Linked DNA regions of Mus musculus: region 1 is linked to region 2. A link is a contact called in ENCODE POLR2A ChIA-PET data. All regions are on one chromosome and are shown on one strand. Each heading gives the region's core, a stretch centred on a gene start or an enhancer-like site at or near the end of the contact. The rest is flanking DNA. Distances are from core to core; before and after follow the strand shown. Region 1 has its middle 25 kb from the start of Gm45924. Region 2 holds the start of Atp6v1c1 (ATPase, H+ transporting, lysosomal V1 subunit C1).

The links. ChIA-PET counts read pairs that join two places held with the same protein, here RNA polymerase II (POLR2A).
Region 1: POLR2A ChIA-PET joins it to region 2 with 10 read pairs in embryonic stem cell. The contact joins the enhancer-like site here to the promoter of Atp6v1c1 in region 2. POLR2A ChIA-PET finds 5 or more read pairs at or near these places in 3 of 5 experiments (Patski and embryonic stem cell).

What each region holds. Positions count from the first base shown.
Region 1 is chr15:38,700,794-38,706,525 of GRCm38, reverse strand. No RefSeq gene overlaps it. Among named protein-coding and RNA genes, the nearest start is that of Gm45924, 25 kb to the left of the region's middle. Within about 2 kb of position 3,931, at least 3 of the 3 ENCODE cell types and tissues checked have a DNase peak (open chromatin) inside an H3K27ac peak, as active enhancers do.
Region 2 is chr15:38,658,500-38,664,217 of GRCm38, reverse strand. Atp6v1c1 (ATPase, H+ transporting, lysosomal V1 subunit C1) reads right to left here and starts at 2,314. Exons shown (of 13, transcript NM_025494.3): 1 at 2,135-2,314.

The DNA.
Region 1 (5,732 bases), core at 2,682-5,181, 41 kb before region 2:
TCCTGGAGACAGAGATTTAGGCCTCATGTCCTGAGCTGCTAATCTGAAGCCTGTCCTGGAATCTGCTCAGCCTTCTCAAGGGGCTGGAGAAGTTTCGAGTGGGGTGGGCATGGTGAGAAGTGCTGAAAGGAGCCAGGACTCTCTGACTGGTACTGAGAGACTGGTGGCCAACGCCCCATGTTGATATGTTAATAGACACCTCAGTTAGCCATTTGTTGGGGTTTCTAAGTGGATCTGCTATTGTGAGTTCACAAGGGACATGACCAGGAACTGGTTCCTGGTGGGAATCTCACCTCACCTAGACTGTGGTAAATGAATGGCAGAGAACATTTAGAGTCGTTCGGCTTTTGGGTTGATCAGTAAAGGATACAGATGTAATACTTTTTATTCATTTGCTTTAGTCTTTTTGTTGGCATTATTTGTTTGAAACAAGGTCTCACTATATGGCCCAGACTGGACCAAACAAATTATGTAGCCCAGGCTAGTCTTGAACCCATGAGCCTCCTGACTCAGAAGGCTGAGCAATTGCAAGTGGTTTGGAATAAACAATCCAGTCCCTCTTTGTTGTTTAAAGACATGGCAAGATTTATCCAGTAAACTGAGGGAACCATAGCAGCCGCACAGGATGTTTACTAAGCCACACATTCCCAACACACATTTAAACATGGCCACGTGTTTACTTAGGGATCATCTTACCCATGGCTTGGCTTTTAGAAACTGTGAGGCCTAAGAAAGGAACAGCAGCCAGGGCTGGGGACGGCTCAGTGGTGGCTCCATCTCAGCGAGTGCAAGGAAGGCCCTGAGTTCAATCTCCATCACCTCAGAAGAAAGGAAGAGGAGGAAGAAAAGGAGGATAAAGAAGGGGGTGGGGGGGCTGGTGAGATGGCTCAGTGGGTAAGAGCACCCGACTGCTCTTCCAAAGGTCCCGAGTTCAAATCCCAGCAACCACATGGTGGCTCACAACCATCCGTAACGAGATTTGATGCCCCCTTCTGGAGTGTCTGAAGACAGCAACAGTGTACTTACATATAATCAATAAATCTAAAAAAAATAAAAAAAAAAAATAAAAAAATAAAAAAAAAAGAAGGGGGTGGGGAGAGGAGGAGAGGAGAGGAGAGAGAAGGGAGGAAGAGGCAGTCTTTCCTCACTCACACTGGACACATGCCAACCCTCACACTGGACACATGCCGACTGACCACTGTCTCTCGCTCTTTTCTCTGTCATCATCCTTCACATTCCTTATCACTCACACTCCTCACTCACACTCAACACTCATACTCTTCCCTCACACTCTCCATCCCTCACACTCATTCCTCACATTCATCATCCCTCACACATCTCATCCCTCACACTCTTCCCTCACACTCATCACTTACACTCATCACTCACACACGCTGTCCCTCACACTCCTCAGGTCATTCATTACTGCATTGCTCCCAGGGCTATTCTGTTCAGCTGAGGTTGGTACTGGAGAACTCCTTCAGCTTTGTTCTCACCTTGAGCTAATAATGGTCCTGGTGACAGGCCTAGATGGCCAACTCAGAGCTCTTAGTCTGGTGTGATTGTCTGCTCATGCAGGGGACTGGGGAGTGCCCATGCCGGGACTGAAGCAAAGGAAGAGTTGGATCCAGAACAAACGCCCCAAGGAGCCTGCCCAGGCACATGTGTGGGCGGTTCAGTCCCCTCTCTCCTTCAGCCTGACAGGGCCAGGACTTCCCACTACTTCTCAAGCTTGCCCCGTGTGGCCTGATGGGGTGTGTGGATGCCACTCAGGGTGAGTGACTAGAGCATGGCAGATGCTGTGCTGTCAGGCTGGGTCCCACTCAGCGGGCAGTCCACCAACCCTGACCCCACCCCCAGCTCGTTTACCTTGGGAGAGCTCACTTTCCATATTTTGTTACATTGTTTTGTGAATCTGGGGATCGAACCTGGACATCACACATGTTGTGCGCATGCTCTACCACTGAGCTACAGCACAAACAGAATATGCCAGGTGCTCTGCTAGAGGCTGTGTCAGGGGACTCTGCTAAGCCTCCTCCATCCCTTCTGGCTGGAAGGAAAGCTGTGCACTGTGTAAGAACAGTCAGCCTTTGCCCCTGCCTTCTGCTCTGCATCCATCCATCCATCCATCCATCCATCCATCCATCCATCCATCCATCTATCTATCTATCTATCTATCTATCTATCTATCTATCTATCTATCTAATTGTATGACCTTATTTGGTGTGTGTGTACACACATATGCACATGTCTGAGGACAGCTTGCCTGTCTCTGGGACTAAACACAGATTGTCAGGAGCCTCGGGGTCCTGCTGCTGGCTTGTCTGCTCTAGTTCTTTAAATGTAGTTCTATGAAGATGCACTACTTTGGGCTGGTGAGATGGCTCAGCAGGTAAGAGCACTGCTCTTCCGAAGGTCTTCAGTTCAAATCCCACATGGTGGCTCACAACCATCCATAATGAGATTTGATGCTCTCTTCTGGTGTGTCTGAAGACAGCTACAGTGTACTTACATATAATAATAAATAAATCTTTTTAAAAAAGATTTAGAAAAAAAAAGATGCCCTACTTTGTGCTCTGGCGGTTGGTCACCTTGTGTTCACAGCCCTGAGAGCTGCTAAGCAGCCTTAAGGCTGGCATCTGTCGTTCAGCAGTTTGTGGACAGAGTGGACTTCCAGTCAGCAGTGCTGGTGTGAGACTCAGCTGGAGATGGGGGTAGGCGCTCTCAGGGTGGATGGTGCTCTCAGGGTGAGTGGGGCTCTCAGGGTGGGTGGTGCTCTCAGGGTAGGTGGTGCTCTCAGGGTGGGTGGTGCTCTCTGGGGTGGAGGCTGAGGGTGCTGACTCAGCTCCTGACCTGAGGGCACCTTTGTTTACTGTTTGTATTTTGAGAGACAGTGTCATTATGTGAACCAGGCTCATCACATAGTCTTCAGGTAGTCTAGGCAGGCCTTGAACTTGAAATTCTCCTGCCTCATGACTTTCAAGCTGAGACATTGGCTCTTGGCTTTCAGATTCTGGTAAGGACACTGGAAGAACAAACTCTTTGTAATAGATATTTTTATAAGTATACATAAACTCCTTTCTCTGAAGAACTCTAATGCACTGCCACACTCCACTGCGCTGGCTAGTCTTATGTCAACTTGACACAAGCTAGACTCATCTGAGAGGAGGGAACCGCAACTGAGAAAATGCCTCCTAAGATCAGACTATAGGTAAGCCTGTAGGTATTTTCCTAATTAGTGAATGATGGGGAATGCCCCAGCCGCCATTGTGGGTGGTGCCCTCCCTGGGCCGTCATCCTGGTTCTAAAAGAAAGCAGGCTGAGCAAGCTATGGGGAGCAAGCCAGTAGGCAGCTTGTAACCTCCATGGCCTCTGCATCAGCTCCTGCCTCCAGCTTCCTGCCGTTTGAGTTCTGTCCTGACTTCCTTTGCTGATGAACAGTGACGCGGAAGCCAAGGAAAGCCTTTCCTCCCGGCCACGGTGTGTCACCACAGCAACAGTGCCCCTGACTAGGACAGTCCCTGTCAATGCTTGCCCAACAGGGATTACTTTACATTGTAGTTCTTAGAGAAAAGGAAAGAAAAGGGAAAACTGATTGATTAGAACTGAAGCAAGATAAAAGACTATGGAATAGCTTTGGGGACATAAATTACAGGGCAGAGAAATGAGGAGAGGTGGCAGCAGCTAGAAAACAAATCCAAAAAGCCAGTCAGTAGCTGTTGTGGCCGACCAGCAGCTCGCAACGAATGGTTTAACTGGGGGGAGGGGGGGCTACAAGTAGCATTTTTAAAAAAGAAAGAAACCTCACAACTTCACTTCACTGCCCCCGCTCTTCCAGTGTGGGACAGAGTGTCTGCAGTGGGGACTGAGGAGTTAGCTTTGGTGGTCAGGAGGAACTAGAGCTCTGAGCCTGGCTGCAGAGATAAGAGAAGAGGGCGCACAGCCAACAAAAGTCTGGAAAGCTGTGACTATGGAAGATTTTTTTTTCCTTTCAACAGAGGTCCCTAATTATACAGGCTCAGGCTCAGAGGGAAGCTTACACTTCCTAGGCAATCAATTCAGTATTCCAAGGGTCAGCTCTCCCCTGAAACTCTGCACATTCCCATGCCCAAGCAAATGCTTTAAAGCCTTCCGCAGTAAGGAGGCAAGGGCAGCAGTTTCTATGCTGTGCACGGGGGTTTGGAACAAGCAGAAATCATTGCTCGTCGCTCAGCACAAAGCTGGGACAGTTTACAATAAAGGCAGCTCTTCCCACTTAAGGAAGTGGAGGTAAGCAACATAAACATACTAGAAAAATACAGGGAAGACCGTGTCAGCCCTGGCAAAACCACAAGCACGCAGAGAGGTGCTATGGCCAGATTTTGGCTGCTTCTGGGAGACTAAGGGGGCTGCAGCACCAGTCAGTTATATAGGAGATCTTACTTAAGATGACAGAACAGCTGCAGAAATGAGCGATGAAGTGGGTGGTTTGAATAAGACCCACATATTCTCAGGCATTTGCATATTTGGTCCCCAATTGGTGGCTCTGTCTGGGCAGGCTTAGTAGGTATACTTCCTACTCCTGGAGGAAGTATGTAGGGGTGAGTTTTGAGAGCTAAAAGACTTGAACCATTCCAAGTTGGCTGTTTCCTGTTTGCCATTGGAGACTTAAGCTCTGGACGGTCCCTGCGGCCAAGCCTGGTGCTTGCTGCCACACTTCCCCGCCATGATGCTGATGGACTCTAACCTCTGGACCGTTAGTTAAAAAAATAAACCCTCCCTTTGGTAAGCTGTGTTGGTCATGCTGTTATATCACAGCAGTGGAAAAGAACTAAGGCATACAAAATTCAAGGCTAAAGAGATGACTGGCTCAGAGGTTAAGAGCATTCATTCTTGCAGAAGACCTGGGTTTGGTTCCCAGCACCCACAATTGGAGGCTAACAACTGTCTGTAACTCCTGTTCCAAAGGACCCAACACCCTCTTCTGGCCTCTTAGAGCACCAAGCATGCATTTGGTACAAGACATACATAAAGGCAAAATACCCAAACACATAAAAAAAAATAGAGCTTACATGTTACTAAATTCTATCTGGAACCTCATGGTCCCCTGGAGATCGGGAAGGAGTAAGTACATGGGAAACATTCCCGGTGCCACTGTGTGTGCGGTCCTGCACGAAACCCTGTTCCCGGTGCCACTGTGTATGCGGTCCTGCACGAAACCCTGTTCCCGGTGCCACTGTGTGTGCGGTCCTGAACGAAACCCTGTTCCCGGTGCCACTGTGTGTGCGGTCCTGCACGAAACCCTGTTCCCGGTGCCACTGTGTGTGCGGTCCTGCACGAAACCCTGTTCCCGGTGCCACTGTGTGTGCGGTCCTGCATGAAACCCTGTTCCCGGTGCCACTGTGTGTGCGGTCCTGCATGAAACCCTGTTCCCGGTGCCACTGTGTGTGCGGTCCTGCATGAAACCCTGCACTGGGAAAGGACAGTCAGAGGGAAAGGTGGGGAGAACTTTTCAGCAGCATCTAGCCCACTTCCGGGTGCAGACCAGACTCGGTAAGCTCACCCACTGGAGAGCCTACTTGAATGTGCTGCGTCCAACAGAAGGAATTGTTATGAACTCAGAAGATCTAGGGCTGTCCTTGAAAACATGGATGCACCCCGGGGTTACTGAGTTTAGTTACTGGGTCCAAAATGGCCGACGTAAACAACTGCAGCGGGGAAAGCATCTCTTCTGGCTTAGTCGCATCCTTGTC
Region 2 (5,718 bases), core at 1,065-3,564:
AATGAGTTCGAGGATAGCCAGGGACCCTGTCTCCAAAAGTTAAAATTAAAAAAAAATTAAAAAGATGTGTGTGTGTGTGTTGTGTGTGTAAATCCTGCCCTGTTTAAATGCAGACTAAGAGTAGCCCCTAGCTCTCAGCATTCAGGATGCAGAGCACTATTTCTTGAGATCCGATCTGGTACCTGCAAAGTAACCAAAAGACAAAAGGATCCTGTAGTTTTGAGCAGAAAAGCCGAGGCTCCGACTTCAGCACAACGAGACTCACTTGTTGCCAGACTTAACTGCGATTATCACCGTGAGCACTTTAGCTCACCTTAGGGCTCTTTATCTCCTCCAGCTCGACAGCACACAGAAACCCAAAGCACTCTCACAGAGCAGCTCTGGCTGGCCTGCAACTCACTCTACCTGCCAGGGCGGCTCAAACTGTGGAGGACTTGCAGGGCCACACACAGTCTGTCTCCAGCACCTATGATCTTCACTGGATTCCCTGAGCAGTCTGACTCCAGCTCTCCCCACACACAGGCCAGTCTGTCCACATCCCACCACCACACCTTTCTCATTCCAGGTTCTCTGCAAGTTCTGGAAAGGCACGTTCCTCCTCTCACTTCAAGGCCTTGACAAACTCTGTTCCCTCAACCTGGAATGTCCTTTTCACTCCTGCCTGCTCACCCCCTTTTCACACCAACCTCTTCTCAGTCATATCCTCAACAAAGCCTTCTTTGAATCTTCCACAAAAGTCATATTCCTGGGAAACATCTCTGTACTGCTCCATTACTCCTTCGGAGTAGATTTTACACACACACACACACACACACATTTATGTATATGTGTGTATATATATGTATATATGTAGATGTATATATATATGTGTGTGTGTGTGTATACATATATATATAGAGAGAGAGAGAGAGAGAGAGAGGGAGAGAGAGAGAGAGACAAGTGGTCTCACTATTTATTTAGCTTTGGTTGGCTCTGCCTCCTAAGTGCTAGGACTAAAGGTTAGTGCTCTATCACACGCCAAATGCACGACTATTAAAACCTATCTCCTCTGAATCTGTCTGGAAGCTCTGACAGCAGAGTCCCTGTCTGCTTCCTAAACCTTAGCACTCCCATAGTATCAGCCATAGAGCATGCAGTATATGAACAAGTATCACCAGACTTCAAAACTATTTCCCACTTTTCCACAATGCAGCCTACTACAAAAGCCTGGCCTTTGGCACCCCTAAATCATGTCTTCTTCTCTCATCAGGCCCTCAAATAACGAGGCTTTCACTGAGTAAAAAGTTCTCCTCTGTTGCCTCCAATCCCACCGACTTGCCAAGACCCAAACTCAAGTTTTCTTTCCTCCAGGATACTTTTCTCCTCCTTCTGTTTTTACCAGTTCTATACAACCTCATCTTTCCCCTGTGACTTATCTTCCCACCATCAATGTGAACTTTTAGGGCTGGGCTATTCACACCCGACCATTTCATTCCCGGGGCACCACTAAGTACAGAGTAGACAATTTTCCCCCTGATAACATTTTTCCTCTGAAAAGAACACAAGCTTCCCTCTTATGCCTCATAGGTGATTCAATCTGCCTTATAAGAGACTCTGTCCACCAGTTCCTTTTCGGGGATGTTGTTTAACCTCCCCCAACCCCAATCTAGTGAAATGTTTTTAAGCTGCCTGTATTCCTGTTTCATCCACTGCCTACAATGACCCCCGTGTCCTCTGTGACCGCCCCCTGCCTGCAGTGGGCACCCCTTCCGCCCTGAAAACTGTAATCCCTTCTATTCACATACAGGCGTAAACACCCAGTGGAGACTGCACACACACGCCGGTGAACCCTGAGCCTCACCTGAGGCATTCTGTCACTGTCCACCTTCTCACAAGTGACCAGGACTCGCTGGGATTCCCACCCAAGAAGGACCCGAATGTACAACACTTCTCCCTTCTGCCACTGAGTTCCCCGTCTGGGCCCCTTCCCCCTCCTTCTTCTTCCAAAGACACCAACCCTAGGCCCTGAGATGCGGAGAGCCCGCACCCAGGCCGGTTGCAGGTCCGACGCCACAGTCTAGGCCCCCGCGCCGCCCCCATCCTTCCCCGGCGGCCACTGCAGCGTCAGCTCCCCGCAGGGCTATCGCTCACTGACCCGAGGTGTCTCAGGAGGCGGCGGCGGCGACAGGTGCGGAGGCAGGAAGCCTGGTAGACGTTAACCGCTCAGCGCTCCATCCCTCCCGGACCTAAGCTCCGGCCTTTCGGCTTCCTCGACCCCTGCGCCCAGAGCAAGTCACGTGCCAGCCGGAGCAGTCAGCTGACCGCGGCGCACGCCGCTCCGCCTACGCGCGCGCACCACTGCGCGCAATCACGATGCGGCCAGGCCTCCGGAGAAGGCGGGGCTGAGAGAGCGCGCAGAGCGGGCTTCCGGGTGGGCGGAGCTTGCCGCTCCTCCAGATGCACCTGCGGTGGTTGGCCAGCCACCAGAAAATTCCCGCCCACCCTAAAATTACCCACAGGTTTCAGCCATTCAGACTCCCCCAAGCTCCTGCACTGACTTCTGCACTGCAAGTTTTGACAGTCCAGGTTTCGGGGAAATTTTTTCTAATAATCCACTTCAGTAGTTTCATATTTTTCATCCAATCTGGTATCACTTCGTTCCATAAAGTGATAAAGTGTTCAGGTTTAGTTACTCAGCACCAAACATTGTTAATTAGTTTTTTAGAATTAGCTAGTGGAGTGACCCCCTTGCCAGGAACTCCAAACTGTCTGGTTTAGGGGTACCAAAATGGATACAGGAAGTCAAGAAAGGTTTATGGACAGGGAAAAACCATCAGCCTTGGGTTCCAGAAAAATAGATATCAACCTACTCTCACAAACCGTGCACATCTCATTGGTTGAGAAGTTAGGTGGTGCATATCTCAGCATTTTAGGTTGCATAGAGGATTGGGGACTTGTCTATTTTAATCGTTTTTAGATTTACAGCTTAGCAAAGTGAAGCTCCAGAGGTTATGGTTCTGTTTGCACAATGTGTGGGCACTCCTGGCTGTTCTTACTAGCAAGCGGAATAATAGATTTCCATTGTCAACCTGACTGGCTTTAGAATTGCTAGGAGACAAACCTCTTGGAGGGAGTTTCCAGCCAGGTTTAATGTAGGACATTCACCTCGAATATGGGCAGCAGCATCTTGAATGATAGGAACCAACACAGAATGTTTTTTTTTTTTTTTTCGAGGCTTAGAGAGATGGCTCTGAGGTTAAGAACACATACTGCTCTCACAGAGGATCTGAATTCCTTACTGGCACCCACCTGGAGTGCCTTGTGACTCCAGCTACCTCCAGGAGATCCGATTGGCTTCATCTGGCCTCCTGCAGAACCTGTAATCATATGCACTCCCAGGAAGACAAAACACTCATACACATAAATACAAATAAAATTAATCTTTTAAAAATGATAAATAGGATTAGAGAGAGAAGGTTCAACAGGTAATGGGGCACTAACCACCAAGACTGATGGCCTGAATTGTATCCCCAGAACCACAAAGTGTATTCTGCAAGATAGCCTCCCATCTCCACATGCAAGCTGTAGTACCCACAAATAAATAAATGTAATAAAATTGTCAAATAAATAATCTTTTTTTAAAGGAGAAAGCTAAGCATCAACATTCATTGCTCTCTGCTTCCTGACTACCAATACAATGTAACCAGGGCTCTCAGACTCCTGCCTTCAGAGCTACAATTACTCTCACCACCTTGCTGAACTGTGAGCCAAAAGAAACCCTTCTGTATTCATTGCTTTCCTATTGCTGTGATAAAACACATTCCAGTCCATTACCATCACAGCAGGGAAGTGTGGCAGTAGACAGACATAGCAATCATAATAGCTGAGAGCTCACAAATCAAATAACAAGCAGGAAGCAGAAAGCAAAGGAAAAAAACGGTATGAGTCTTTGCCCCTTACAGTGACATACTTCCTCCAGCAAGGCCACAGCCCCTAAATTTCCTCAAACAGTCCCACCAAACAGGGACCAAGTATTCAAATTCCTAAGGCTGTGTAGGATGCCTCGTTCACCAAACCACAGCTTCCTTCCTTGTTTTTGTCGATTATTTTGTAGCAACAAAAAAAAAAAAAAGGCAATACACAAAATTGTTAGCAAGGAACGGGTTCTTCAGTCTAATAAACCTGTTTCTTAAGTCTTTGAAATTGGTTTGCAGGATCTGTGTGTGAGAGTTTGGCGCTGTGGCCTAGAGCAGCTCTGGAATGCTTTATGGATAGTTTAGTGAGTCATAGTGAGTGGGATCCCGAAGACCAGAATGCCCACAGGAATAAAGGAAATCTGGACTCACTAGGTTTTCGATGGGAACAATGATTTAACTGGGAATCAGACTAGAAGTCCTTTGTATCCGATTCTGGAAAAGAACTTGGCTGCATTCTAGCTCTGTCCTGAAATTTTGTTTCAAATTTTAAGGTTCAGGTCAAAGTGATGGACTAAGTTATTTGGCAAGGGATTTCATGACAGTATAACATCCAGCCTGTAGAATGGTTACTGCTTGCTGAATTTAGCTTTGAATCAGGAAGAAGAAATCTATGAAATAAGCAGTTTGATTGAAGGATCTTGAACACACTTAAAACAACAGATAAGGTAGATGGAGAGAAAGCAGGCATTCCATTGATACCTCATTTACAGAAATACAAATTGAAGGAACTCTGGCCAACCCGACCATGGCGACCATGGCGACCAAGGTGAGTGTGACTCTGACAGACCTTGCCCTTATCCCCAATTCCCTCTGCCTTGCTAAAATCTATTAGATTACATTCTTGAAGCCAGCCACTACGGTCTATTTCCTATTTGGCCAATTCCTCCTCCAGAGGCTGACTACCAAGGTCCAGCAGAGCTTCTGAAGTATTGAAATCCAGCAATCAAAAGCCCCCTTTGACTCACCTAGTTAGCATGCCCAATTAAAATTAAACATCTCACCCTAACATGGGGTTTTCCTTTTTGCCTTTATAAACTGCCATTTTCCTATGGGCCACATCTATCTTCTCTCTATCCAGAGGAAGTCTTTTGTGCCCCCATCCTCTGGGACAAATATCCCTTTCCCTTCTCCCTCATCTGCTATCGCCTGCCTTTGTCTCTTATTACCTGCTTTCTCCTAGCACAAATAACTCATCTTTGTGCTAAGAACTTGGTTGCGGGGTGCCCTGAGCTGCTACTGATCACTTCATAAGTACAGTGAAAAGGAGAAAACCCAAGAAGAGTATTGCTGAAGGAGCCTTTCTTCAAAAACAACTGCCTTCAAAAACAAGATGGCTCAGTGTTTAAGAGGATGTTTTGCTCTCGCAGGGGACTAGAGTTCAGTTCGCAGCACCTACAGGCAGCTCACAGCCTCTTCCAGTTTCAGGAGTTTCAGTGACCTCTTCTGGTCTCCTGGGACTTGTTTGTGAGGTATTGTCTTGATTAATGATTGCCGTGGGAGGGCTTAGCCAATGTAGTCAGTGCCACCCGTAGGTAGGTAGTTCTGGATGGTATAAGAAAGCAAACTGAGCAAGCTGTAAAGAGCAAGCCAGCACACAGAGTTCCTCCAAGATCTGTGCTTCAGTTCCTGCCACCAAGTTCTTGCTTGAAAACTTGGCTTTGCTTTCTTCCATGATGGACTGTAGCTGTAAAATGAAATAAGCCATTTCTTCCTCAAGTTGATTGGGGTCAAGTTGGACAAGTAGACAGTGTACTTAATATAA